2 separate regions of the Homo sapiens genome follow, and region 1 is linked to region 2. A link is an interaction called in ENCODE POLR2A ChIA-PET data of the cell type or tissue named here. Cell type or tissue: PC-9. All regions are shown on one strand. Links, peaks and the distances in the headings refer to the core of each region. The heading gives the core; the rest is flanking DNA. Region 1 overlaps HIVEP2 (HIVEP zinc finger 2). Region 2 holds the start of PEX3 (peroxisomal biogenesis factor 3).

Region 1 (15,160 bases), core at 5,300-9,299, 690 kb before region 2:
TTGCAATCCTATTGTTTTGTAATTTGGGCCTTATAAATGTGGTGGACAAACTTCCATCTTACTTAAATCTCAGTAAGAAAATTTTGTCGTGGAAAAACAAATAGTGAATTCAAATGTAGATTATGTTAAGTGCATATGTATGTATAGACACATATACACATATGTACAAATGTACATACACAGATATCTATATACACATCTATACGCCATGTACCAGATCTATTACCCTACGCATCTCTTCAACAGTATGGCAGTAGGGACCTCTAGATGCAAATGATGAGAGGGAGGTAGAAGAGCAAGAGCCTCCTTGGGGGCAGCAGGGAGCAGAGAAGGAGAAGTGACCCATTTGTGCTCAGTCACTGGCTGGGGCTGCAGGGAGAGCATGGCTTTGGCTTCAAAACAGTCCTGTCCTGAAGGTGCTGACATGCCAGCAGGAGGCTTGTCTGCCCACTACATTCCTTACAGCTGAATGGCACGTTCTTTCAGGAACAAAAATCTGCATGGGCCACCTCCCTGGCTGCCAGAAACAAATTAAAAAACTGTGGTCAAGAGGTTAAGTGACTCGCCCAAGATCACACAGATAACAAGGGATAGGAATGAATGTTGACTGTTTCCCTAGACACAATCTTCATCTACACTACATACTGAGGGCCTGGACACACCTTTGTTTCTCTTCCTGCTACCTATCTACAAAAGCTTTAAAATGGAAAAGGAAATTTATTTATCAAAAAAAAAAAGATAAGGCCACAGCCATAATATTATTTCATCCTCAACCTCGAACCATGCGTAGTAGACCCTCAAAAATTCAGTAGATACTGAATAAATGGATAAAAGATACCTTATCTATCTATCTATCTATCTATCTATCTATCTATCTATCTATCCGTCCATCCATCTGTCTTAAAATTAAAACTAACAGGGGCACTGGAGCACTTCTACCTCCTTCTCATCATTTGTGTCTAGAGCTCCTTACTGCCACACTGTTGAAGAGATGAGTGGGGTAATAGAACTGGTATATAGATGTATATATAGATGTCTGTGTAGGTACATTTGTACATATGTGTATATGTGTGCATACATATATATGCACATACACTTAACACAATCTGCATTTGAATTCATTCATTTCTTCCCAACCTGTGTTGGCTATGATCACCATTACTCCAAACGCAGGCAGAATATGACTGGGCTGTAAGGTCCCTTCACACCACAGTCAGTGTCCTGTGGTGTGAGAAAGCATAAAGTGGGCAGTGCTTGGGACGAACTGTCCCTACATCAGGGAGGATTCCCAGATCTGTTCCCTCATACCATGTGAACAATGCAGCAGGCTATACATCCTCTAAAGAGAATTAAACTGGGTAACAGGCCAAAAGCATCATAAATGATAAAGTTTAATAACACTATGAAATATAACCATGATCAGCCAGGTGCGATGGCTCACACCTGTAATCCCAGCACTTTGGGAGGCCGAGGCAGGCGGATCATGAGGTCAAGAAATCGAGACCATCCTGGCCAACATGGTGAAACCATGTTTCTACTAAAAATACAAAAATTAGCTGGGTGTGGTGGCACGTGCCTATAGGCCCAGCTGCTTGGGAGGCTGAAGCAGAGAATTGCTTGAACCCAGGAGGTGGAGGTTGCAGTAAGCCAAGGTCGTGCCACTGCACTCCAGCCTGGCGACAGAGCGAGACTCCATCTCAAAATAATAATAATACCCATGATCAGATATTTAAAAAAAAATGAAACAAAACAAAAACACATCAAAAAAACTTGTACAAACTCAGTGACTACTAAAACTCATCTCTCTCTAACTTTCTGGGCATGTATCTAAAAATCAGATGAACTCCCTTAGTCCACTCTTCCAATTCCTTTGCCTAACTTGACTGTGGGTTGCTATAAATTTTTACAACCACAGCATGTTTGCGATAAAGGCTTACTTTTTCTGACTGAAGAATCGCATGTTTGCAGTTGACTGAACATGCACCACTGTTTCACAAATGCCACACTCTCAATCCACCTGGCCAATGCTAGAACACAAGCTGCAGGGATGGCAGGGAGAGGCTCATCTAACACACTCTGCCAGCATCACTGCGTGTATACCAGAGAAAGCATGTGTCATCCCAGACTTGGTATCCCATGATCCAGGAGATTTACAGTTCTCTATTCATGCTGCAATGGCATAAACTGCAGAAGATCCCTCTTTCCTACTTTTGCTAAGGCACCAAAACCTGTGGAAATGTATCTCTTTTTCTTATTAGCTTGCTAATTTGTTAGCTTGGTAAACAACATCCCAATTGCTATATATGTTTCTGCAGGAATTGCTTCATCAAGATGAAGTTGGTACCAGACTTGTGAAAAGATGGTGCTGGGGATGGGGACAGGAATGCAGCAGCTTTCCTAAAGTGAAAAAATGACAGGCTGAGCTCAGGATTCAGGGTGGTGGAAGGTGATGAGAGGGAGAAAATTGGCTGCCAGGGCAGTGATAAAACAGAGCTGGGAGCTGGCAGTGTCTCCTCTGGCTGTGAAGGATGGTGCTGATGCACTTGACACAGAGATCCGGAGCAAGGGAGTACAACAAAGAGTAGAAACCAGGAAATCAAAACACATTCAAGGCAGACAGATTCCAAAGGTATCATGCCTCTGTCTATGCTAAGTGCATGCTTTATTCATTTTTTAAAATCCTACACAAACTGAAAGAGACATCACAGTCTACTGAGCCGTGGAATTAGGCAGGACAGGTGCTTTTATATGAATTTGTATTAAACCTACTGCTTAAATGTAATCCATGGTGGTTACTGTTATCTTCACTTATAATGAAGGCATATCATAGAAATCTCTGCACATTCTCACTTAGCTCTCCTGATTTCCCGTTCTCCTTGGGCCCACGCTTCCACTGAGCAAGTGCACTTGATAGTAGTAATGGCAAGAAAAGCAGACAGGCTCATGTCTTTGATTTATAAACATGCCGAGTGTGTCATTCTCTCCTCTCCCTGGCCCTGACCAGTTTCACATGTCCCCTCATGATGGGCAAGGTAGAGTTTATTAAAAAAAGGAGTTTTTGAGGCCAGGCGCAGTGGCTCATGTCTGTAATCCTAGCACTTTGGGAGGCCGAGGCAGGCAGATCACTTGAGTTCAGGAGTTCGAGACCAGCCTGGCCAACATGGTGAAACCCTGCCTCTACCAATAAATACAAAAATTAGCCAGGTGTGGTGATACACGCCTGTAGTCCCAGCTTCTCGGGAGGCTGAGATGGGAGAATCGCTTCAACCTGGGAGGCGGAGGTTGTAGTGAGCCAAAGTCGTGCCACTGCACTCCAGCCTGGGTGAAAGAGTGAGACCCTGTCTCAAAAAAAATAAATAAAATAAAAATTTTAAAAATAAAAGTTTTGGAAAGTCAAGGTTAACAGCTGAATCAGAATCCTTACCTGGTGATGAGTTATATAAGTGATGCCTAAATGTCCCTGTGAGTGTATGTCCATGCAGTCATGGCATTCTAAAGGTTCATCTTTTTTACTTACAAAAAGGCTTCAGCTTACGTCTATCATTAGTTAAGTTTAGAAAGCCTTCAGAAAGGCCTCACCTGTTCCCACTGGGAATGCACTGCTGCTCTGATGCAATACTACACTTTAGGTAATGCCACAGCCATGTTACTGACAATAGCATATGACAAAAATGTCTCCCCGCTATTTTCATTAGCCAGATTCACTCCACCCATGACAGATACCCATGTTCTACTAAACTTCACACCAGTGCATTATCAGGAGGACCAATGTGCTTCCACTTATGTATTAGAAAGAAAAGTGGATTATACTTACAGGAGGCCCCAATACAATTGGCTCTGCTTGCAAATACTGTCCCATGGACAATGGTGGGTTATGGTATAAAGCCCTTCTGGGAGATGGCGCTCTTATTGTGGTCATGTATCTTCTCTCTCTTCTAGGAGAGAGGTCTCTTCTTGCTGTGATATCTTTCCCAGGAGACACTGGCCTCCTTGGAGACAAATGCCTTCTTGGTGAAACATCTCTTTGGGACATCTCTCTTCTCAATGCAGCTTCCTTTCTTGGTGAAAGATGTCTCATGGGTGACAGATCTCTCCTAGGTGATAAATGTCTCCTGGGAGATAAATCTCCTTTGGGTATCAGATACCTCTTTGGTGAATTATCTCGACAGGGTGAAGAATCATATCCTGGAGAGGAATGGTGGCTTGAGGGTGAGAAGTCCCTGGGAGAGGAGCTTGGCTCTGAAGGTAGCATGCACTCCTCATCCATACAACTAGGTATGTCCAATCTGTCTTTGTCTGGTTCTGAGTCCGTACTTTTGCTCTGGAATAGCCTCTGGTATTCTGTCATCTGGGTATCTTCACATGAATCACTGGGTGTCATAAGCTGAGTAACTCGAATACTTGGCAAAGTAACCAAATAGCTGATCAACGAAGAATGTCCCAGGGAACTATCTGAAGGAACCCCGTGGGGTACGGCGCCAACATTCACAGGCAAGGAGGAGAATCTAGGAGGCTGAGGACTGGTGCTTCTTGATCTTGTTTTTGGTGTTAAATCTCCCTGGTCGTCAAAGTCATCTTCATCTTCATCATCATCATCATTATCATCTCCATCCTCACCATCTGATTCCTCAGCATCGGAGAACTGATGATCAGTTGAAATGCTGGACATGCTATGCTTCTCTGCTGCTTTGTGCAAATCTTCCAAATTTTCTGAAACAATTAAACAAAGATAATGGAGATCAAGATCCAAATATCAAGGTTAGGATCTTATTTAAGCCTCATTTCTTTCTAAACGCTTTTCCCAATCCCTAGTGCCCACAGATAGTTATGTCTGAGAACTCCTATAAAATGAGGCACTTACCTGTGTGACCCTGCGTTCATTCTATCTTCTTGTATATCTATTTGTTTTCATCCCCAACTTACAAGAAAGATTCCATAGTAGGACTTTATATCTCAGACATCATCCCACTCACAGAAAACCCTCAACAAATGAGCATGGATAATGTTAATTATGATGCTAGAGGAGAAAGAAAGGCAACAACCTGTCTCTGCAAGCTCAGGTACAAACGTATGTCTAAGTGATGTAACTCAGGAGGTCTGGCCAACCTTAATGATGTTTGTTTGCTAGTTTATTTGTTTTCCTACTGGGTTTCTTCTTAACTTGAATAATAATACATTAAAATGCTTTTCAAATTCCCCAAAAAGCCTCATAAAATCTAATTTGCTATCACAAAGCAAGTGCAATTCTATTCCCTTCATAGAAGGCTCTAAATATAAGTATTTTCAAAGTAAGGCCTTTTTTGCCCTCGGAGTCAAAACTGAAATGCATTTCTTCTCAGTAGATTTCAAGCAATTCAATGTGTCAGTTTTATTTTCTATATTTAGTATTTAATAAAATGAAAAGTGATCACTTTTTAAAAATATCTAAACTTATTTTACTACCTCAGCCACAGAGCTCCACTGTGCATAATGAAGAGGTCTGTCAACTCATTTATGACATACACACCTGCTTCCTCAGTTTCTGTATCATCCACCGATGTCATTGAGACTCCCAATTCCAGGCATTTTTTCATGTGTGCTTTAGATTTCATATGCTTCGTTAGGTTTCCTTGAAAATGTAGCAAAAAAAAGAGAGAAATTAATTGGTTATCAAATTAATAACTGCTGATAGCTGCTCCAAATTCAATGTGAAATGAACTAATTTTATTAAATTCATCATGTAACACAGATTTGTTTCTACCCACTACCCCTTGTTTCAACCTTAAGAAGAATAATCTGGTCTTTGAAGATATCAATCCCTGAGAGCTTTGGCCCAATCTCAGATATTCTTTATTCTAGAAGATATGTGGAAGTCCAGGCTCACATCTTTTCAAGAGTAGGCTCAAAGCAAGACTAGAAATCCCAGGCTTTTCTGCCTGAGAAGGGACCTCATATCTACCCAAATACACCAGCCTCCTGGGACTCCACAGAAACAGGAAACGCAATCTGGCCACACACCTCAGAGATACTTCAGAATGAAATATTCTCAACACACCCACTGGGCCCCTGACCTTCTGTGACTGATCAGGTACAGAGTAACCTCCAAGGATCTTCACCATTCAGAAGAAAAATACATACAAACTAATGTGAGGGCCAACCTTGTCAGTGCTCTGAAAGATCCATACAAATAATTAGCTAACTACTCATAGGGAGCATTATTCCCAGTATTTAGCATCTATCTGTCTGGCATATGTTAGCAAAAGTTATGACAGCAATTCCTAAAATTCTGGAGCAGCAACATTCCCTCTTTACTTATCTTCAGGCTCCTATCACACTAACAAAAAAGAAAGGTTTCATGCTGAATATGTTATAATGATAATGGCATATACAATTATATGTGTATATACATGTGTGGATATAAATTATATATATAATTTGTATAACTGCTTTATGAAATGTGAGAAATTTTGAAAACATTGTTCCAATCCTCGTTGACCCAGGATCTACAGAAGAATGCACACACACACACACACACACACACACACACACACACACACATACATATAAATTATATGCCATATAACTTATCAAAAGAGATTCAGGAACTAATTCAGTTGTAAGGCGCCTTTACATCACTTCAGTGAAAATAGCCATAATGTTATCTGTGCCCTTGACAACGCTTTAGCAATGTACCAACAAATACTTTAAGAGAAGGCTCTGTGAAATCTCCGTGGAAACTCAGCCTGCTAGCACAGTTTATTCCTCTGGTAGGGGTGTTCAGCTTGCTGTTCATGTAATATATGAGCCACAGTTAAAACTGGGACACTGTTGTTTATTATTTTACTCATATTGCTTTATTATTTACTTATTGCTTATATACTTATAAATTTTACATGCTGTTTTGAATAATTCCAAACAGAAATATTTCCAGGCCCCCACTCCTCCTATTTATCAAAACTTATATCTACCATTTTTTAAAGAGCCCAAAAATGTTATAGACATATCAAGAATGCTTAAATCTAGAAAATTAATGAAATGTATCTACAAATTAATAAAAATCATCACTTGTGCCAGAGTGCAAGTACGCTATGGATGTGTATAGGTATAGATGCTAAGCATATCGGGATAGTTTATTTAGATTTTAGTATGTGTTTCTTTCTCCTACATTTTTCTCTCCATTCCAAGGATAGTCAGGCTTTAGACTCCCATCTTCAGAATAGGTCTGTAGCTAGAAATCTGGATCTGAAACAATTCTACCATGGCTTTAGTTTGTTAAAGTCATGAGCTGCAGAAGTAATGTATAAGGACAAGGAGAGGGAAGGAGAGTGGCGGGGGAGGCCCCTGAAGAAGTGGCACAGACAAGGAGAAGGGATTGGTCATGCAAGGGCGTTCCATCTGTGCTCAGACGACAATGTGGGTTTGGACAACAGGCATTTCAGTCGGAGGTGAAAACTGGCAGGGTTTCCCAGGATGTTTTGCTCATTTTAAGATTCTGAGACATTTGCACATTCCCAAAGGGTGACAAGGAAACTCCAATAATGACCAAGAATAAATTATTTCCTTCAGGAGATGATGATTCAGAGGCAGACTTAATTTGATTTTTAAAAATATCTAGAGATGTGTCATTTCTTCATCCAGTTTTTCACACAACTATACCTGCAGCAAACTCATATGCCCAGTGAAGATATGTATCATTCGTAATGACTATTGAATTGCAATATTCCCTGAAACCAAAGTTTTTATTTTCTTATCTCCTAGGGAATCTCTTAGTAAAGTTCTGTATAAAAGGCTTGATTGTGCAGAGGTGAGTGGTATTTAAAAGGCCATATGATTATTTTTTGAGACACAAATGAACACATACTTTTTTCAGCTTCAAATGAGGCAATTCTATTACATAGATCTTTTTAATAAAAGAGAAACAGATATGTTGAGAGGCTACCCATTTACACTTCTAGCAATTTAGGATTTTCAGCTATAAAAGAATATAGGTATACATTTCTCTACCAAAGATAATTTTACTTGGTATTTCTTTTTCTTGAATGAGCAGATTAATCAATATGAAAATTTAAAGTGTTGAGGGGGTGCCTATAGTATCCACTAAACCTAAGGTAAAACACACTTCTGCAAAAGTCGAACAACCTCTAATTCACTACTGTTTGTATTCTGAGACTACCAGACTTATGAACATTTTCATAATATTATAAAAAATAAAAATATAACCGAAGCAACTTCCTTGAGTAAAATATTTTTACATAAATCTACCTGTTAAAAACAGATTTTAAAAAAAAATTTTAAGGCAAGTCCTAGTTTTATAAGACTAACAGTTATGTACTGAGAATCAGAAATTGTCTCTGTGCTGATAAAAACAGGGAACACAAGCTATCAAATTTCTATGCATAATTAATGCAACTGTGGATGAAGGCACCCACCTGGGAGTGTGTGGGTCTCTACATTATTTATAATCTTGAAACTGACCAAGAGCACATGTTTTCTTCCCAGCTGCTGCCTTGCTTCTCTAATACCACTGCATGTGCAGGATTTCAATACTGGTGTAAATATTATCTAGACCACATAACATTTCCAACATGAAGTAATAGCTATCCAGACAATTTGTAGCCACTTCCTTTGGAGACAACTGGCCTGGACCTATGTCTACTGCTCTTAATTAAGTCATAAAAGGAGCCTCACAGTCTCACATACATCCTTTGATCACTTACTTGAGGGAGAAAATATATTTCGTGGAATCATATTTTCACAAACAAACTATCTTTATTGTTGATGAAGGTTAGTTATAAAATAGCACTCAGAAATCTAAGTAGCCATAGAGAAGTATTTTTCCTCTCAAAAAAATCAGACTTGTACCTTTCGTTTTGAAGGCAAAGTTACATAACTTGCATACATAAGGCCGAACATCAGTATGGGTACGGATGTGTTTTTTGAGCATGCTTGGCTTCTTACAGCGAATCCCACATTCTTCACAAATGTACTTTCCCCGGCCACGTCCTCTGACATATACATAATCTTCATTCGATTTGTACCTGTTTTAAAAAGAGGGAATCCAGTGTGTTTTCAAATATTCTTAGCATGCTATATATTAAAGCAAAAGCTAATTATTTGCACGGCAAAGTTTTATGAGGGTCTTTTGCAGACAATTATTCAACTTTACTTCTACGAAGCCTGTGAAATTTATGCAGTAAATGGCTGAAAGAACTAGATAATAGATTTGGCACTGTAAACAAAATGTAATGCTCCATGGAATTCAAAATGGAATTGGCTTCACTATTACATGTGAATTTATAGAGTTGGGAAGTAGATGTTCAAAATGACTTATGTAAACCTCAAAGAGCTGCAGACCTTTGGACTGGATTCTAGTATGGCCTCCAATCAAGGGACATACAAAAAGCATACCAACATGTTCATCATGTATCTTTTGTTAACATTACATCATCTAAGATGTACATGTACAAACATACAACCCTCTAAATTTGCTAAATTAAGTATAACTGATAATAGAATTCTTCATTGCAAGTTCCTACTCTATTTTTACAATCCTGGCACGAGAGTGCCTCAGAAATTTCTAGTTTACACAGGGTGAGCTCAGCTCACCAACTGTTGTCTACAGATTTGATCTGCTCTTCCCAAAGACCATGAATCTGTAATAATGTGGAGTCTAAATTTCAACTAGCTTCTTCAAGGTAGTTACATAATGAAAACTAGAGATTCTATTTTTAATCAAATTTGCATTTGTTTCCAGAAGGGTTTCATAGAGATGTTTGAAAGGATATCTGAGGTCATCTTGCTTAATCAAATCGGCTAGAAAAACAGTCTTAGGTATTTTCTTTGATAATCAAGGGAAGAAATCTACCCAATGCTCAACCATTCCATTTTAGAATACAATAAAACATAATTTGTCATAAGATATAGTAGTAGTATACGGACTAATTCAATGACTGTCATTATCTCTTAAGTCAAAGCTAGGCTAGAATTTTGGGTCTAATGTTATTTTTGGAAAGACGCTCCATTTGGGGAGTTCTTTTCATAACTTCCAAAGGTAAACTGACATGCAAAATGCCCTAATCCACTGTGGATTTAGTTAAAGGCACTAAATTTACAGTTTTTTTACATTCTAAGAGCATTGCAAACTTCCTCATTTTATCCTAGCTAATCCACAAACAGGAATAAAGGCAAGTTTAACTTCAGTCATCCAATCTATTGAAATAATTTTAAGAAAGGAAATCCATCCACATATTTAAACAGCAACTCTGTTACGGATTCACATCTAATCTTAACGTTATCTACTTTTTGGTCAGTACCAATCCAGATGAGAGTTAAGTAGAAACTATTCAAAACTATGAATAATCAATTTTGCATGTCTTCCGTTCCTTTAAATTTCCCCCCTTTTACCAGGAATTTTGACTTCCACTTGTTCTTCAAAATTATTTTGAATTTTATCTTTGTCTTTTGCAATAAAGTAGAAAAAACCCTAAAGATGCAAATGTCTTTCACCTTTAAATTTCACTATTCTCTGCCCCTAACTAGATGAAATTGCTTAAGACATATAGACTAAAACAAATACTTTTGTACAAAGCTAATTTTCTTCAAGGAAGGATACTTCAAGCTTACTATAGCCTGCCATCATAGTGATGGGAAATGCATTTTATCATCAAGCAGTATAATTTTATTTTCAATGTCTTAGCTGATTAACTTGCTTCCAGAATGAAAATACAGTAAAATTCTGTATAAAATATAATGATGTATTAGAGAAACTGGTATAAATAATATATCATACAACAGTTCTACAGGCCCATGAATCTACTTGATAAGGTAATTGATGGATTTTGAAAAACATTCAAAGCTGTGTTTAACTAAATTATTGAATTTATTATTAAACCTATCAGTTAGACAATATACACTTACAATTTTGGTCAGTAATACTTTTTATTTTTTTAGCTATCACTTTGCAATTGCCAAAATAAGAGGAGGTAACACAAGGTTTGGAAAAAACACTTGGTCACCACTGGGCAGAAATTGGGCCACAGATTAAGAAGTAATGGGACACAGCCCATAAAACGGGGCAATTAAAGGAGGAGGAAATGAAATATGGGCACAATCCTTTTGGATCACCAAAACACAGCAATAAAATGTTCACATACGCTTTTTCACTTGTGTCCTTCGTTAGTGGAGATGGGCTCCCCAAAGCATACAGTAATTGTGGAGTTCTCGCTAATCTATTGGTGCAAGTACACTGCTATGAAGGCTGCTGAATGTGAGAGGGTTGATTCAGTCACAGGGACCTCTCAGTCTCTGAGGAGAGATAAAATCTATATTTCTCTCGTTTGTGTTAAAAGATGGGGGATGTCAAAAAAATATCAAGACAAGCTTCATGACTACATACAATTGTGGTTTTAGTGGTGAAAATGCTAGATATCCAAAGAGGGCAAAACCTAAGGGACAACCAAATAGAATAATCCATCTCCAAACCGGTAATGCTAGGTGAGAAATGGATATTTCATCTCACTGAACATTCCACATTTTATAGTCAAACAAGTAACATTATTTCCTCCAAATATAATTGGAATAAAGTCATGCCCATGAAGATATGTAAATAATAGATTTGTTGTAGAGATAAGGCTAATTACATCATAATCTCCAAAATGTGGTTAGCACGCTTCAAAATTTTTAAATTTTAGAAGCATAAGTGTAGGCTTTTCCTTCTATGTGACTGGATGAAAGATACATTTCTATCAAAATCTAAAACAAGACATTACATATGTGTAATTTTTCTTAACTATACAAATAACAAAGTCTTTGAACCTTATTACTTGAGTTTCTATGACTCAGGACTCAAGATTTGAAAAGAAATTCCTAAATACAGAGAAAGTGTCATACACCAGAGAAGACTGAAAAGGCAAGACAACTGAGTGCAATGTGGTACCCTGACTTGGATCCTGGGACAGAAAAGGATATTGATGGAACTGGTGAAATCCCATTAAAGCCTCTAGTTTAGATAATAAGAAAAACAAACAAACAAATTAACTAGTTCTGAAGATTATACATGATTGTGCATGATCTGATTTTTGTAAGCATACAATAAAAATATGTCCGTCAATAAAACAAATACCTATAAAATGATCAAAGAATGAACAAACTTAGATGACATCAAGTGTCCACCAATTTAGTAGATTTCATAATAAATTAGAGGGGTGAAAATTTAAGGAAGAGGCTTGAATGATATCCATTAGGGACATTTTCTTGCAAAGCAAATCCCAAAGGCAAGGGCATGAACTTATGATCTATTACCAGCCAGAGTTCAGAACTGTGAATAGAAAAGGAATTTACTTTCAGCTTTCAACCAGATTAGACAGTACCTTTTCCATGCAGACATTCTGGACCATTTACTCTGACCTATAACTGCACATTTTACATTTGCACTTTGTTTCCTTACCCTCCTTCAAATATTTTAATTCGGATTGGCTCAGTTTGTTTGGATCCAATATCTTTATCTCCATGAATATCTCCTTTCCCTCTTTCCTTTAAGATATTTCCCACTAGTTTCCTTTCTAGTTTGCTGCCAAATAAAAAGGACGCATCAGGTTTCATCTGTAAGACAAGAAGAGAGAATCATTTCACATGCTTTCTCCAAGACACAGGAGCCCCTATGTCCCACTCTTCCATCATCTCTGAAAATGAGCCTAAATTCTGTACTAAAAGGCCAGGAACTAGTTATATAAAATAAGGACCACTAGGGATAAAATCAGATAAGAATGACAGTTTCCACTGAATAAATTCAACATTCTGTTACAGCTATATATAATAAGTACATATATTATATATAAAAATATATAGATACACATATACACTCAGCACTCTGTGCAATGCTAATACTTAAAAGACACATTCTATGTTTTGAAGTAGCAATGAAAACAATCTATATTAATTAAGGAAGTAGTCTCAAAAATTATTGAAGGGAAAATGGTAACTGATAAAAGTGAAAACATATTTTTAAATCCTCTATTTGCCTCCTTATTAATTTAGCAGAAATTTCAAAATTCCCCTTAATATTTTTATAATTTTACATGGAAGGCATTGATGGTTCTTGTAGGAATAAACCAGCCAGCAACTTGGAAAAATAAGTTTTGAAGGAGACAGATGTCTCGTCAATGAGAGTAAGCCCTGCAGCATTTGCAAAGCTCGGTCCTCCTTCTTCGTCTTTCCTTTCAGCCTCCATTCCCTGCTCTATGGCCCACTTCACAATTCCCTGAATTCCTCACATCCAGAGAAAATTAGACCTGCTAGGTCACTCACAAAGGTCAGAAGGAAAATAACCCATGGGAATTAATCCCAGTGGTAGGATTTCATGGCACCCAAATTTTTAAATTTTAAAAGCATAAATGTAGGCTTTTTCTTCTGAAAATGGACCATGCCTGAGACCTCAGAACCAAGTGCAGTCAGTGGCTTCTTCCACTCCTGAGTAAGGCCAGACTTTCTGAAAACGCCCCCACACTGACCTTCATTTTACTTGTATTTTTTTTTTAGGCCTTATATCCTTCACTATGTAGTCTGCTCAGCAATCAAATCCACAATACAAAGTTCTTCCTAAAACAGTATTTGTTACCTGAGTAAACTGCTTCCAAGCACTTGATGATGTAAGCTTGCCGGTTCCAGGCCTATGCATAGCAGCCAGAGTATAAATTTCTGCAGTGATTTTTTGCTTGGACCTCAGAAGAGCCAGCGTGGTCTTGGTGTTCAATCCTGATGGGTTTGGATTACAGGAACTAATGCACCATGAAGCATAAACCGAGGATTTGAAGGTGGCCTGTTGCACATAATTGGGTTTTGTATAATTCAAGAAGCACCAACTCACAGTAGTTGTTGTCCGCAGACTGGGGAACTGAAGAATCTGCTGGAAATCTGCCATGTCCGTGAGAAGAAGAGTTGAGTCTGCCACGTTCCCGCTGGGGGCAGAGGCCATGCGGACCAGCATGCCAACAGGCCGCTTGTGGCCCTTCCCTTCCTCTTCCAGCTGACCATCTCCTGCTGGTAATGAAGAACTCTGTGGGCTCATGCTCATGTCCGATGCCGTCTCATCGATATCTAATTCATCTGAAGATTCTTTGCTTTCAGAAGGCCCACTGGACTTCTGCCCCGGAAGTGGTGCCCGGGAACCGGAAAGCATCTCCTTGCTGGGCAGGAATGGCTCCCTGGAAGACGGGCTAACAGAAGGATAGTCTTGAGATGAGGAGGGCGACAGCGAGGAGAAGGAAGATGACCCTGACTGCAAGCCATCTTTTGGCTCAGAAGCACATCCTTGTCGAACCAGCTGGGGTTTCTGGGGGCGGGAGAGGTCCTTTTTGATGTCTGAGTTGGTCAGCTCCACAGCACTAAGCTCCTCCACAATCTGTCCGTACATCTTTTCTTCTTTGACCCTTTTCTGCTGCTTGGTTTCCATGAAGAGCTCCAAGCTACTGGCTGGAGAAAGCATTCGCTTGCTACCTCCCAGGGTGGCCACGCTGTCAGAGGTGGAAGGTAAACACAAGGGGATGGAGGATTCTAAGCCGAGGGGCAAAGTCTGAGGTGCTTTCCAAATGGGGTACTTCTCCAAGCCCGCATGCTGCCCCAGCACCTGGGCAATGTTGAATCCTATCCCTTGCATGGCTGCGTTGGTGACCAGTGTCCTTTGGGTCATATTCTCATCGACTTTGCATATGACAATGGCAGGGCTATTCTGCCCAAGTATCTGAGAAATGCTTGTGTACATGACACTTCCATAGGATGGTACGTGCGTCTGGATCCGAACAGGAACCACTGTTCCTGGGAGGGACTGCAAAGACCCAGCATTTGCCGAGGCAAAATCTTCTTGAAGAACCTGCTCAGAGGGCGTTTCAGTTGACTTACTGCTCTGGTCTGATGGAAACTTTGGAAGAAGGTTCTTTGGGTGTAGCCCTGATGCTCCTGAATAACATGGGTAGGTCTGCTCTTTCGTGTGTGCATACTCAGCAGGTTTCTTTCCAGTGTGCTCTGCCACATGCTCTAAGGGATAGCTCGAATGGATTTCTGTCTGAAAAGAGGGCTTGCCATAGCTCTTCTGAGGGTGCTGAGCAAAGGGATGTGGGAAATGTGCCTGCCACCAGGGAGGCTGCTGAGCTGGTAAATGAACCATACAAACTGTAGGATACTGAAA
Region 2 (15,700 bases), core at 7,303-11,302:
GTATCAAAAAAAAAAAACCCACTAAGAATCCCAATACCCCAAAATATAATCCCTGTTATTCTGAAGCAACGGGGGTTTTTTCTGTTTTTTCCTATGCCCTGCATACACATATTTACAGTTTTTAAAAAGTCAAATAGATTTACACTGTATATACAGTTCAGCAGTCTGCCCTTTTCATTTAGAAATGTATTGTTAACCTTTCCCTATATTGGGTAATATTTTTTCATCACATGATTTTGTAAAGGTTGTACAGTATTTCTCCTTATGAACATATCTGATTCAACCAACTAGTCTCCTATTATTTGACATTTAAGTGATTCAAATTCTTCACTATTATAAACAAGTAAAGAACTTCTCTATATAAATATTTATATTGCTTCTTTGTGATTTATTCCTAGAAACAGCTGTAAAATACAAAGAGCTCCTACAGTGCGATTTTTTAAATCAAACTATTACAAAATTGGGGAAAGTATATGCCTCGGCAATTCACAGAAGAAAAAAATCTAAATGTTCAATTAAATTACACAGTAGATACACAGTATTCAGGTAAAGAAACTGAAAAGGAAGAAAGAGAGCAGAGGATATGTTGGCAAGCAGTGAGCTACCTAACACCGAGAGGCAGGCCAGGCCAGTATTTAACAGCAGATGACAGGCCTCAAATCACAGCCCCATCCTTCCCAGCTCTCTAACTTTGGGGAAGTTACTGAACTTTCTCAGCTTCAATATCCCATCTGAAAATGAGGACCATAATAATACTCACCTGATAGGGCTTCTGTGGGGCTTATAACATGGCCCACATGAAAACACTGTGCATAGCATAGTATCTGGAACACACCAAGAGTGCAACACTATTACTTAGTCATACTTCTTTTTTCCAAGCCTATCTTTAGAATGTTATGCTGAACATGTTATGATGATTAAAATGATAACCTATGATGATGCTATGCTTAGCTCTCAGAAAGAAACCTGCCATGAAAAATAATGGTTTTATTAAAAAGCAGTAAAGTTGATAACCTTATATGCTATCCAACAGATCCTTTTGTAGTGATGGAAATGTCCTTTGATCTGTACTGTCCAATACGGTAGCCAGTGGTTATATGTGGGTGCTGACTACTTGAAATGTGGCTAATACAACTGAGGAGCTAGATTTTATTTTATTTCACCTTAATTAATTTAAACTTAAATAGACACATGTGGTTAGTGGCTACGATATTAGGCATTATGGTTTTAGAAGGCAATACAGGAATATCTATATAATTTCAAAGCACATACATCCTTTGTCCCATTTTAGGTAGTCACTCCATAGCAACAGAAATACCATGAGGTAGGGAGGAGTGACTAATATATTAAGACTACCAAAAAAAACTGCTGATAATCAAAAAGAGAACATATAATTCCATTTATGCAAAAGTACATATGGCTGTTTACATATGGACAGAGAGATATGGAAGGATGCTCCCAAAATACTAATAGTATTATCTCTAATAGTAGGACTTTTAGGTAATTTTTACATAATTTGTTAACCCTTTTTTATAGTTTGAATTTTTTATGACCATGAATTATTTACATAACCAGAAAAAGAAAACATTAAAATATTTTCACTTTGGGAAAAAAAAAAAGGGCATTACTGGATCAAAGGATAAGCTCACTTTTAAGGCCTTTTATATCTGCCTAGCCAAATTGTCCTAATAAAAGGGTGTTCTACGCTTTTACACTGTTGGTGGGACTGTAAACTAGTTCAACCATTGTGGAAGACAGTGTGGCGATTCCTCAAGGATCTAAAACTAGAAATGCCATTTGACCCAGCCATCCCATTACTGAGCATATACCCAAAGGATTATAAATCATGCTGCTATAAAGACACATGCACAAGAATGTTTATTGAGGCACTATTCACAATAGCAAAGACTTGGAACTCAACCCAAATGTCCATCAATTATAGACTGGATTAAGCAAATGTGGCTCATATACACCATGGAATACTATGCAGCCATAAAAAAGGATGAGTTCATCCTTTTCATTTGTAGGGACATGGATGAAGCTGTTAACCATCATTCTGAGCAAACTATCACAAGGACAGAAAACCAAACACCGCATGTTCTCACTCATAGATGGGAATTGAACAATGAGAACACTTGGACACAGGGTGGGGAACATCACACACCGGGGCCTGTCATGGGGTTGGGGGGAGAGGGGAGGGATAGCATTAGGAGATATACCTAATGTAAATGACGAGTTAATGGGTGCAGCACACCAACATGGCACATGTATACATATGTAACAAACCTGCACATTGTGCACATGTACCCTAGAACTTAAAGTATAATAATTTAAAAAAAGTAAATTAAACTTAAAACTTTCAACTTTGGCTTAACTAGAGTTAACTTTATCAGCATATTAAATAAAAACTGTAATATACATGTTACATACAAAAAAAAAGGGTTTTCTAAATTCAGCTCCTCCCAACCAACAAACACCTCAAACATGCACACCCTTATTATCACCAAGCATTAAAATTGCTTTCACTTTTGCCAATTTAACAGGTAAAAAATTGTGTATCATTTTAATTTGAATTTCATTAATAGTGAAATTGTGTATTCATTTATTTGCTGGCTACTCACTCGTCACTTCTTTTAGAAATATCATGTTCAGGTGAGGTGTGGTAACTCACACCTGTAATCCCAGCACTTTGGGAGGCTGAGGTGGGACAACTGCCCGGGCCCAGGAGTTCAAGACCAGCTCGGGCAACACAGAGAGACCCTGTCTAAACCAAAAAAAAATCTTCTAAAAATAAAAAGAAATTTTAAAAAGAAATATATTCATAGCCTTTGACCTTTTTCAGTATTAGGGTATACATCTTTCCTTTTACGTCGGAAAGTACTTAGATTTTATATAAATTATATGCTACGGTTATTAAACCTGTCCTTTTATATATGTCGCAAATATTTTCCTTCTTTGTATTTCCTTTACTTTGTATCTTTTTCTTTTTTGAGACAGGGTCTGGCTCTGTCTCCCAGGTTGGAGTACAGTGGCACAGACACGGCTCACTGCGACCTCAATCTCCCAAGGCTCAAGCAATCCACCTTCCTCAGCCTCCTGAGTAGTTGGGACTACAGGCACATGCCACCATGCCCTACTAATTTTTAAATTTTTATTTAGTAGTGACGGGGTCTGGCTAAGTTGCCCAGGCTGTTCTTCAACTTTTGAGATCAAGAGATCCTCTTGCTTCTGCCTTCCAAAGTTTTGGGATTACAGGCATGAGCCACTGCATCTGGCCATGCTACTTTGTATCTTTTTAAACATGTAGATGTTTTCAAAGAATTTCTAGACCTCTCTGGCTTTGACATTTTTTGTCTCTTAATTGTATTATAAACACCTAGGGATGTGATTCCATAGTTTACGTCCTCCTACACAGGATTAAGGAGGCAGCTGCTTCTTGGGTTTTAGCATATACAAGTTTCTTCAAGGTCTTAAAGGAAAAAAAGTACTTGTTAGGAGGGCTACATGTCACTGGGCAACAGGAACTTTTCAGCTTCATTATAATCCTATAGCACCACCGCTGTATATGTGGTCCTATAAGATTATAATGGAGCTGAAAAGTGCTAGCGAGCTTCTTAACTGGGATAAAAGTTTGTTTGTAAACGTATGTAAATGTATTTACATGTGCTAGCCCAGGGTCAACCTAAAAGGTAGCGAAAGTGTTTAGCCCAGAAGTCTACATAGAAACTAGGGTTGTCTACCTCCATACCACCCTGAATGTCCCCCGATCTCGGAAGCTAAGCAGGGTCAGGCCTGGTTAGTACTTGGATGGGACAATAGGGCTAAGGTGAGTAGATTTAATGCTCCAGGATAACGACCTTTACCGACAGGTCATTGTGTGGCACGTGGCTGTATGTAGTTATTAAAATGTAAATACATATATTTACAAACAAACTTTTTTTCCCAGTTAAGAAGCTCGCTAGCACACAGCATTCTGTTGAAAGCCCCCTTTATTTCGCAGTCCTGAAGGGAGTGAGGGAAGGAAGTAAAAGGGCAGAGGAAATAATGAATGAATGCGAGACGCCGATTGTACAGGGACTTGTTTCCATACTGCTCTCTACCAGAAACGTTCTCAGTTTCCTTCCTTCTGCTGGACATGTTCCAAGGGCCAAAACCTCAAATAATGTGACTTTGTAGATTGGAGAGTGTGTGACCACAGAAAGGAAAGGGAGGCAGCACGTGCCAGCCGGCGACAGAATGTTAAGTCTGCAGCATACTCCACCGCAATGAAACAAATAATTTGTGTATTTCCTCCCCTTCCTTCGCCCAGAGCCACTGTGAGAATGGGCTACAGAAAGTTTCGAGGCAGTAAAGCCAGTTGTTCACCCAGAACATCTGACTGCCATAAAAATTATGGTGACGAGAAAGAACGTTTGCTCAAATGCCGGGGTCGGGTTGAGGGCTGGAGAAAGGTCCCACCCCGCAGCATCTACCTCCCGGGCTCCTCACCATGTGCATCGCCTCCTCCATCCACTTTTCGGTCTCCTCTGCCGACACCGAGCACGCGCCGCTTGCAGCTGGCTTGGGTGCCGCCTTCGCCTCCATACCCAGCCACCACTCAGCTACAGAGCCCGCGGCAGAGGAGGAGCGCGGGCAGCGGAACGCGGCGGGCCCGGGACCCCGTTTCCGGGGGTAGTCTAATGAAAAGGCACTCGGGAGCTATTTCTGAACGGACCTGGGCTTGTCGGACCAGTGAGCGGCGGCGGCTGCGCGGCGGCAGCGGCAGAAAGCGTAGCTGCTTTGCTGTAGTCCACGCCCCCTTGCCGCTCCGGTGACAGTCTCTGCGGAAAGTCACGTTTGTGATTTCGGGAGAGCACAGAACGGGACGACGGCGCTCTTGCTGGGTCATCTGGGCCAGGTGACGAAGAAACAGTTTCCTGGTGAAGCAGTCCCTCACCCCTAGTCAGCCCACACCCCTAGGGCCTAAAGATGCTGAGGTCTGTATGGAATTTTCTGAAACGCCACAAAAAGAAATGCATCTTCCTGGGCACGGTCCTTGGAGGTGGGTGACAACGTGCTTGAAAGGGGGCATTGGGAGAAGGGGGTGGGAGAGGTGACTTCTTCTAAAATAAGGACAGGCCGGGCGATCCTAGTCTGGGATATGTAGAGGGAGTTCGATCAACCATGGGATGAAAAGGGAGGTGGCCAACCTCCAGGGTTCTCCCATCTCTGCAGTTGAGAAATGCCTCTGTGCCCTTTGCCCTGTCACCGACTCTTAACTCTGTTTCTCACCTATCCTTTTTTCTCACGGACCTTTGGAGAACTCATCACAGTTTAAGTTTCTGTTTCAAGGCACCATTCTCTTACAGGAACTTTTTAAAAAAAATTCTGCTTTCCTGTGAGATTCTGCATTTCTCCTTGGCACTCTTGATACTTTGGCTCTCACCCTTCTCAGGAGTTTAATAATAATCTAGGGAAGTTACCTATAGGCTGCACTTCGGGTGGTGGTTAAAGTCGATTTGAATTTTTGAAAACAGCGCAGTTGTCCTAAAGGACTGAAAGATATGGATTAGATAAAGAAAAACAAATCAATATTTTAGCTCTGTTTCTGCCATTTTAGAATACAAACTATGGCAGTAAGAAAAATGCTTGAGGGATGTTGTGCAATCTTCCTCAGGATCTTCAAGGTTGGGATCATTGTAATCTAGCTGACATAACTGAGTTGCACAGGCCCAGAGGAGATTTAGAAACAGATAAGATAAAAATCTTGAGACGCTTTTCCCTCATACAATGCTCATGTGATAATATTCAGGGATTTGAAGGAGGGAATAAAAGTTTTGTGAATTATATGAAAAGGACATCTAGGAACTATAAAAGAGGAAATTTGTTAGAACTTGAGTTTTTGAGAAATAGTCTCATCACTTATTACATGCTATGTTTACAAAAGTACTTAAAATCAAGAACAGAGTTTCCCAAAGAATTTGGTTGGCTTTTCTCTTAGTATTAGATTGTATTCTGTTCTCCCCAAACAATTTGAAATTAACAGTACGTATTAGATTGTATTCTGTTCTCCCCAAACAATTTGCAATTAATACCTTTAGCATCAATAGTTCAGATTTTGGTGATGCTTGAAAGTTTGAAACAGAGTTCTTGTTGCTGAGCCAAGGATGGTGTTTTGCATGTCTCTGAGGTCTATCACACATCAATAATAAGCATATGTAAATTTTGAACACCTTCGAGAAATCCTTTATATATAAAAGGTATTTTCTGATATCTTCAGTCGCTAGTATCTAATGTATATTTAAATTATCCTAAGACTACAGAGTCCATTTTATTTATAAAAGCTAAAAATATATGTGTGATTGAAGAAATACAAATAAAGTATTTTTGCGTTTACTGAAGGAAGGAAAATTATCTCTTTAGCGATCTCAGAAGGAATACTCCTTCAGCTTATGGAACAACTTTGTAGTAGATTAGAAATAATCACAGGGGAAGCAAAAGAGTATACTTAAACTTATAATTTTTTTAAAAAACTAACAAGAGCTTTATAGTTACAGAATAAGAGGAATGCAAAAAATAGAAAAGTTCAGACGGCCAGAAAGAGAAAATAATCCTAGTGTTTTATATCAAAAAAGGAGTCAGTCTGAAAAGAAAGGAAGAGTAGATGACCGTGGTTGGCATTTGTTTGAGTCTCATGTTCTTTCTGCTTCAGGGAGAAAGTTCTACAGTGTGTTAGATTTTAATTAGTCTAACTTAAGAAATACCTATCAAGTGCCTGTAATGCTGAAGGTAATATAAATGGAAATACAAGATTTATATATTTTTAATAGTAACAGCTACTATTTATTGGGTGCCCACTTTACGCTGGGCATTGTGCTAAGCTCTTCCTATTTAAGCAGAATGACAAGAAGACAATTATTATTATCCCCATTCAAAAATGTGGCAGCAAGAACCCTAAGAATTTAAGAAACTTGCCTCAGGTCTCAGAATTAGTGAAGGGGAACTGGAATTCAAACCCAGGTGTGTTGGACCACAAAGCACATTCTATTTCCATATTATATCACTGTGCTTTCATGGCCTTTATAGTCTGATAGGAAGGAAAAGCAAGTATACATGTAATTAAGATACAGAAAAACAAGAGAGGTGAAAAAATGCTGTACAGATCACACTGGCAAGTAGCATATGCAGTTGTGAAAAATCAGGAAGAATTTCATGGAAGAAGAGACACATTTTGACAGGCTTGAAAGCTGGGTAGTATATCAACAGGCATGCGCAGAGAAGTTTGGGCATTCAATAGTGGGGGAAGTAAGTAAGTAAAACCTTGAGTAGCAGGCCTTCTTAAGTAACAATTTCTGTTTCCTCAGATTTTGGGTGGGTAACTAATTGGTTTACGCGTTTGTATAATTTGACCAGTTTGGGGGGTTTGGGTGTGTTCGGGTTTTGTGTTTTTTTGTTTTTTTGTTTTTCAGACAGGATCTTGCTCTGTTACCCACGCTAGAATACAATGGTGTGATCGTAGCTCACTGCAGCCTTGTTTTCTCCTTTGCTAGCTTTACAATGTAAGGCAAGTAGAAAGGCTTCCTTATGAAGATTTGCCTGACATCTTCACACTTTCCTCACTCATGCGATCCTCTCACCTCAGCCTCCCAAGTAGCTAGGACCACAGGTGTGCACCATCATGCTTGGCTAATTTTTAATTATTTTGTAGAGACAGGGGTCTCACTACATTGCTCAGACTGGTCTTGAACTCCTGGCCTCAAGCAATCGTCCTGCCTCAGCCTCCTAAAGTGCTGGAATTACAGGCATGAGCCACTGAGCCTGGCATAATTTGACCAGTTTGTGAAAAGACTAGAGAATTGACTCCCAAACTTTTTGATCTAAGGTCTCCTTTACACTCTGAAAAATTAAGGACCCTCAAAAGCTTTCTAAATTTTATATCTATTAATAGTTATGATATTCAAAATTAAAATGAAATTTTTTAAAATATTAATTCATTTTAAAATAATAAACCTATTACATATTAACATACATAACATTTTCAAAAAATTAATGAGTGTCATTGTTTTACATTTTGCAAATCTTTTTAATGTTTGGCTTAATTGAAGAAAGCTGGATTCTCATCTCTTTCTATATTCTGTCAGTTGTGGTATCACACATCATGTAACCTCTCAATTACTCCACTGTATACGCATGAGAGAATGAGAATGAAAAAGGCAAATAACATTTTAGTATTATTACGAAAACAGTTTTGATTTTATAGACTCCCTGAAATGGTCTTAAAGACCCCAGGGGTGCCCATGCCACACTTTGAGAACCATTGCACTGGAAAAAGTTTTGGAGAACAGAGAGCAACCAGATTGATATTTATTGACTTACTGGTTTCTGAAAACCTCAGAACATTGACTTGGATTTATACCTTAAATCCTGTAATCTCTGGCTTCACATTTTTTATTCATTCATTCATTCATTCTGTCATTGAACAAACATTTGAATGAGAGTAAGTGACTGATCTCACTGTACTTTACTCTGGAAATACAAAGGAATAAGACAGATCCTGACTTTGAACTCATGGTACAGAAATGGAAATAAAAGTAGTATGATAGTATAGTACAAAAATAGAGCAGGGTGTTGTGGGAGCATTGATGAGAAGAAAGTGTGAAGATGTCAGGCAAAGCTCCATAAGGAAGAATTTCTGCTTAAGTTGTAGAGCTAGCAAAGGAGAAAGGACACAGAAGGAAAAAGAGCAATTCAAGAGGTTCAGCAACATTGCTTTTTATGAATGAAACTGTATTTCACTATGGCTATGCAAATGAGAAGTGGCAAAAGATTAACTTGGAAAAGTAGCTAGAGTACAGATTGTGAAGGGCCTTATGAAGCCATTCTACATAATTTGGACATTATCCTTTGTATTGGTGCTTGCTAGAGTTTACTATGGATAAAAAAATCACTTAGGGAGCTTAATAAAACATAGGATCCTTTATTCCAGATTCTGATTCTTTAGGTTTAGAGTGCAGTTCAAGAATTCCTTAATTCAGCAAATATTTATTGCGTTCTGAGTCCCAGTCAGAGTTTATGTACTGGGGATGCAGCATCATGCAAGATAAGACATTTGGGGGTATTTTCTTTTCTTTTCTTTTCTTTTCTTTTCTTTTCTTTTGAGACGGAGTCTTGCTCTGTCGCCCAGGCTCGAGTGCAGTGGCTCGATCTCGGCTCACGGCAAGCTCCGCCTCCTGGGTTCACGCCATTCTCCTGCCTCAGCCTCTTGAGTAGCTGGGACTGCAGGCGCCCGCCACCACGCCCGGCTAATTTTTTTTTTTTTTTTTTTTTTTTTTTTTGTATTTTTAGTAGAGACGGGGTTTCACCATGTTAGCTAGGATGGTCTCGATTTCCTGACCTCGTGATCCGCCCACCTCGGCCTCCCAAAGTGCTGGGATTACAGGCATGAGCCACCGCGCCCTGCCCATTTAGGGGTATTTTCAAGGAGTGTCTTTAAAGGCTACATTTTTAATTGTCCCAAGTGATTCTAATGTAAGTGGAACAGGGAAACCACATTAAGAAATGATGGCAAGATGTTGAAGGATTCTAAAAACATGAGTGATATGAGATTTATGTTTTAGAAAATCACTTTGCATATATAAGATAGGTTAAACAGGTGTGTGACCAGAAAGTGAAGAGTTAGGGACCTATTGAACCAGTTCAAGAGCATTAATTTTTAGAGTCTAAGTGGTGACAGTGATAAAGAAGTTGTAGATAATTGGCAAGATTTAGAAAATGTGTCTGAAATAGAATCAGAATACTGTAGTAGGATTTTGTGATCTGTTGGATTGGGAACAATAGGTTATTTTCAAACTTTTTTTGAAATTATTAACCTTGTGAAATAGTTGCATTGTAGGGATTTTCATCCAGAAAGAGAAGACTAAGAGATGGTTTTAAAACAACTGAATTGTGGAAAGACTAGAAGTCTTATTTTCTAGTAATGTTATTAATGGAAAACTCAAAGCATTTGACATTTATTTTTTAAGGTATTTAGTAAATATTTTCATTGTTAATACATAAAGTCATAGCTACAAAAGAAACATTAAAGCTCATATAATCCCAGTCTTTCATATTGAGGATGAAGAAATTTAGACACAGAGGGAGGAAGGGACTTTCTCAAAAGTCACATAACTACTTGATACCAGAGCCGTCAATATCTCCTGTTTTCCAGGCTAGGCTGCCAGTCGAGTATATAGATAGTCATGAGCTCCATGTTTTAGCTAATGAATTACCTGTCCTCATTCTTATTTTTCTAAGGGAACAAATCTGACAAAATCAGAATTTATGAGCCTGGATGAATTAGACCTTGTATAAGAACTTAGTTCAGTGCTAAAATCAAGAAAAATAATGGATTGTGTGATTTTAGCCTGATTTCCAAGTACCACAAAATGGGCGGCTTAAGCAGCAGAAATGTATTATCTTACAATCCTGAAATTTAGAAGTCTAAGATCAGGATTGGTTCCTTCTGCAGAGTGTAAGGGAAAGATCTATTCCAACCCTCTCACCATGGCTCATAGATAGGCATCTCCTCTGTTTTTGCTTTGTCTTCCCTCTGCAATTGTCGATGTCCAAGTTTCCTTTTATAAGGACAAGTCTTATTGAATTAGGACCCACCCTAATGACCTCATTTTAACTTGATTACCACTGTAAAGATTCTATTTCCAAATAAGGTCACATTCTGAGGTGTTGGGGCTCCCATGGCAATTCATTTTCTTTTTTAGTTTAGTTAGAATATCAAAGTGTGGCTAACTAACTACTCTGTAATGTTCACATTCTGATTTCACGTTCAGGAAAATTTCGCACTCAGGAAAACTGACTTCCCCTCAGATATAGACCAAATGTACACACTTATATCATACTGCCTATGCTGAAATGTGTTAAATAGCAGTTCCTAAAAAAAATCATCAGATTTGTTGAGACTCTGATTAAAGCAGTGGACCTTCTCCCCAGAGAAACACACCAATCAAATTTACTATTGTTAAAGAAAAAAATTCTTAGCTGTGCAAAAAGTGTCATCTTAGTGTTGATTTTACAGTATAATTTGAGAAATAATCATTTTACATGTAACTTTCAGTAAGCTGTTGTGCAAATAAGATACAAACAATTCCTTCAGATCTATTATGTCAGAATTGCCTGTCATAGAGTAACTTTGTGAAATGTAAGTCAGTTTCCTTTGTTGGTATTGTAGCACTATCATCAGTTTCTTTAGAATGGAGTACAGGAAAGGTAGCCATGTAGCCACTTATATGAACTCTCATTTCTTCTTTAAGCTTGGTTATAATACATTAATTGCATATAAACATAGCAACAGCAATCATACTGTAGTTCTAATTGTTTTTAGCACATACCCTTTTACTGAACTACTATTTTTAAGAATATGTAATATCTTATCAGTTCACCTATAGCACCTGTATTAGTGAAAATAATTCAGGATATGTATTTGTTTTGCAGTTGCTAGAGGGCTACCCACTTTCTACCTGTGACAGACCAAATCTAATTACTTAGGTCATGCACAATTCTTAGGTTATGTTTAGTAGATACTGGGGGTCACAGACAGTGGGAGGTAGGTGAGCATTAGTTAATTCCTTACAGCCTTGCTCTCAGGTTATAATGAAACCAAGTTCTGGCACACTTAAAAACATCTACTGGCAAACAGAGATTAAAAGTAACACAACCTGTTCTGTAAGCTTATTGAAGTCCCAGTGTTCTGCCCTTGTTTCATGCTACCGCAGAACTGCTTATAAAAGATTTACCTGAAGAAAATGCAACAATATTCTAGCTGTAGGATTTGGTTGGCTACCTGGTTAACTCAGTTGACTAAGAATCCTTTGAACTAGCGGCTAAGGATCCCAGGCAAAGGTGAAGGACTTGCTTGATTTGTATATTCTAGTTCATATGAATATTACTAAAATGTTTTAGCTAGTCCAGTATCTTGAAAACCATTAATCTATGAAAATCCATTCCTGATAATCATTATGCTAATCAAAAATATTTGGTGCTAAATCAGTGATAAAAGCTAGTTGAAGAGCTTAAGCTTTGGAATGTGGCTTTTGATCAAGTGTGGCTAACTAACCACTCTGGAATGTTCACATTCCCAGCTAGGAAAACTGACTGCCCCTCAGATATAGACTAAAATGTACACATATATATCATACTGCCTATGCTGAAATCTGTTAAATCACAGGCCACATGACACCACCTATATTCTTATCCTGTGGTGTTAGAATTTAGGAGTTTCTGTACCCTCTTCCCTCTTTTTTTTCCAGTTAAGTTACTAATTTTTAGATGAGAGAGTTGTATTTTCTCTCCTTATCTCAAAGAGATTTTTCTAACACATGGATGGATAAATAGACTTCTGCCTGACTAACTACCTTTCTTTCATTGTTCCTTTTAAAATTTTTATCTTATAGTTTTAAAAAGCATTTTGTGTTCATTGAAGAAAATATAGAGGACAAAATGACCTGTTATCCCACCATTCAGCAATGATCATTGTTTGTTATATTTTAGAAATTAAAACTCACCTATTTTTTGTATCTGTTTCCATTAAAAAAAGTAACATTTCTGGGATCTTATTTTATCACCTAACAGTATAACATGGATATTTCCTTGAGTCATTATTTAGCAATGTGGTTTTTAATAACTACATAAGATTTCGTTGTATGGCTAGACTATCATTTATTTAAACAATTCTCCATTGCTGGACATGTAGAATATCTCTAGTCTACTAGTAAAGGCACTGCCAGACTTTTTAGATTTAATTCCTTTCCCTTCCTCAAACCTGGTCCTTATGTGCCCATCATTTCCTCTGTCATTGGCTGTAAAAATGCTAATTTCCTTTTCTTTGGGCCAATCTTACAAAATTCTTTATTTAGGTTTTAAAAATGTAATTTTAGCTATCCACTAATATAAAACTTATAATTGCATAAAGTAGGTTAAAAATACTGTGTAGAATTTTTGGTACTCTAATGAATATAGTACTTTTTTAATGATTGTAGGAGTATATATTCTGGGGAAATATGGACAGAAGAAAATCAGAGAAATACAGGAAAGGGAGGCTGCAGAATACATTGCCCAAGCACGACGACAATATCATTTTGAAAGTAACCAGAGGACTTGCAATATGACAGGTAAGACAGAGAAATATTTATACATGTGTAAAGTTGTTTGACGGTTGTATTAATTTGCATATCACCGGGATCAAATTTAGAGGAAAAGGCAAAGAAAAGATGGTAAATCTAGCAAGTGTTTGAATGATTTAACTGAATTACATCATTTTAATGTGAATTTTAAAAATCAGTTCATTCATTTTATTTATTCATTTAGCAAATACTTGTATCCAGGCCTGGGGAAGCAGGAAGTGAACAACAACAACAAAAAGCCCCTGACCTTTGGAGTTTATATTCTAGGGAGAGGAAAAGATGATAAACAACAAATAAGTAACTTTAGGCAGTGATGGCTGCCATATGGAACATAAAGCCATGTGAGGGCTGGAACGTTCTTTAAGACAGGGGATCAGTAGAGTCAGGTTTCTTTGAGGTAACATTTGAGCAGAAACCAAATGTTACAATGGAGGGAGCCATGTGAAATGCCTGAGGCGGGAACAAGCTTGGTACTCTCAGGACACAGCAAAAAGGCCATGTAGCTAGAGCAGAATGAACAATGGCAGTGATAGGAAACAAGGCTGCAGAAGTAGGCTTGATCCCATCGGGCCTGTGGGCCATAGGAAAGAGTCATTAAGTTTATTAAATTTACAGTAGGCAACTATAGACCTGTGAGTCGTCCACAATAGTATACACTCAGGCAATGTTAATTAATGGCAATAATTTAACCTCCAGAGCTAGAAACATAGTCCTGGGAGAATGCCATCACAAAATCAACCTGCCCATATTTGAAGAGAACAGTGTGTCCTAACTGGCATAACTGAAGAATTAGTTCTCAAATCCATGCAAAGCCTGTTTTTCTTTTCTATTGTTTAAAGCTTACTCATTTCTCTAACATTCTTTCAAGAACAATTAATTTAGAAACAATTTATAAAGGTACATTCTCCTTATTTAATTTTAAAATTAGAAATTTTTTAGAGTTAAAGGCCTTTATTATTAGTTTACTTACCTCATTTTACTTGAGGCTGAGATTAAGAAGGGTAAGAGGCACATCCAAAATTACAATTGGAGTATGATTTTTAATATTTGAAGTAGTAATACTCAGAAAAATACCTTCATTCTGCAAAGCGAATAGTAATCATAAATACTATACATAATGACAATTCTGAGAGTAAAATGAACATTATAAAAGCCACTTCATAAATGTTTTGTGAGGCCGTGATGAGATAATGCCTATACAGTGCTTGATGTATGATAAATACTTGGTAAATGATAACTTTTTAAATTTACATTTAGCATTCAATATATTGCCACTGCCTAGGACATTTTAATGAATTTTTAGGGAATGGTCCATTTCTGCTTATTATTTGAATTTTCAAAAAATAATAAAATGGGCCAGGCATGGTGGCTCACGCCTGTAATCCCAGCACTTTGGGAGGCCGAGGCTGGTGGATCACCTGAGGTTAGGAATTTGAGACCAGCCTGACCAACGTGGAGAAACCCCATCTCCACTAAAAATACAAAATTAGCCGGGCGTGGTGTTGCATGCCTGTAATCCCAACTACTTGGGAGGCTGAGGCAGGAGAATCACTTGAACCTGTTAGGTGGAGGTTGCGGTGAGCTGACATCACACCATTGCACTCCAGCCTGGGCAACAAGAGTGAAACTCTGTCTCAAAAAAAAAAAAAAAAAAAAGTAAAATGTAGCTGCTGGGGTCTTAAAATACATCGCAGTTTGACATGGACCCTTGTGTCAGTTTGGGTCCCCTGGGAAGCAGATGCTAGGATGGGATTAGATGTACAAGAGATCTACTAGTAGAAATGCCTGTAAAGGATAAAGGGGAAGGGAGGCAGAAGAAGGCAAGCGAAGCATTTAGGCCACAGTGCAGGTCTGACATTTGTGAAGGGAAAAAGACAAGGAAGGAAGAAAGATTAGGCAAGAAGAGTCTCAGACTACAGCACAGTTCTAAGAAAGCATTGGGAGACCATGAAGAGTCTGCAAGCCAAAGTTTCTGGTAGAGGAGACCTGCAGAAATGGGCCTGCTTTACTGTGCCCATACAAGCAGTGTCATTGGCTGGGAGCAGTGCAAACATGGTGATGGATCCAGAGCAGTGGCAGATGGGGTTGTCAATTATGTATGCTCCTCCAGCAAAAGATAGGGGTCACACGTTTCCATGATGCAACCCTAAGATGAACAAATAGCTGACTATAGGCAATTAAAAGTAAAATATTTAATCTCTAAGAGCCAAAATATAGGTTCAGTGAAACTTTCCAAATTAGCTTTCTGCACATTCTGCATTTTTTGTACAATTCATAACATGAGCAATGATAATGGTGTTACAAATAATATCAAATTTCTATTCCTTTGGATAAGATGTAATTGATATACTAGAAAAAAAAAAAAAGAGTGCTTTGGGGTAAATATAAGTAGTTTTCTTACCCAAGAAGTTTTCCCTTTTAGAATGTGGTGTTCATAGCCAGGTGTGGTGGCTCACACCTGTAATCCCAGCACTTTGGGAGGCAAAGGTGGGAGGATTGCTAGAGCCCAGGAGTTCAAGACAAGCTTGAGCAACATAGTGAGACCT

What was found. ChIA-PET counts read pairs that join two places held together with the same protein. Peaks named below come from ENCODE experiments on the same cell type or tissue, not always from the same donor. Only the 100,000 strongest peaks of a DNase experiment are listed, where the experiment ranks them.
Region 1: POLR2A ChIA-PET joins it to region 2 with 5 read pairs; 2 of 35 experiments call an interaction of 5 or more read pairs at or near these places.

The regions. Positions count from the first base shown.
Region 1 is chr6:142,755,958-142,771,117 of GRCh38, forward strand. HIVEP2 (HIVEP zinc finger 2) reads right to left here. Exons shown (of 10, transcript NM_006734.4): 5 at 13,595-15,160; 6 at 12,425-12,579; 7 at 8,842-9,017; 8 at 5,507-5,608; 9 at 3,815-4,710. Among named protein-coding and RNA genes, the nearest start is that of HIVEP2, 180 kb to the right of the region's middle. RefSeq lists an enhancer at 5,888-5,937. In PC-9, for the core only: no CTCF peak of the experiment used is centred there; a DNase peak (open chromatin) is centred at 7,414; H3K27ac peaks cover 959 bases.
Region 2 is chr6:143,446,075-143,461,774 of GRCh38, forward strand. PEX3 (peroxisomal biogenesis factor 3) reads left to right here and starts at 4,731. Exons shown (of 12, transcript NM_003630.3): 1 at 4,731-5,041; 2 at 13,011-13,142. The coding sequence starts at 4,969. It overlaps ADAT2 (adenosine deaminase tRNA specific 2), which reads right to left and starts at 4,621. Exons shown (of 6, transcript NM_182503.3): 1 at 4,489-4,621. The coding sequence starts at 4,584. It also overlaps the pseudogene RNA5SP221. RefSeq lists enhancers at 3,627-4,609, 4,412-4,571 and silencers at 3,652-3,731, 3,792-3,871. In PC-9, for the core only: no CTCF peak of the experiment used is centred there; no DNase peak of the experiment used is centred there; H3K4me3 peaks cover 71 bases; H3K27ac peaks cover 582 bases.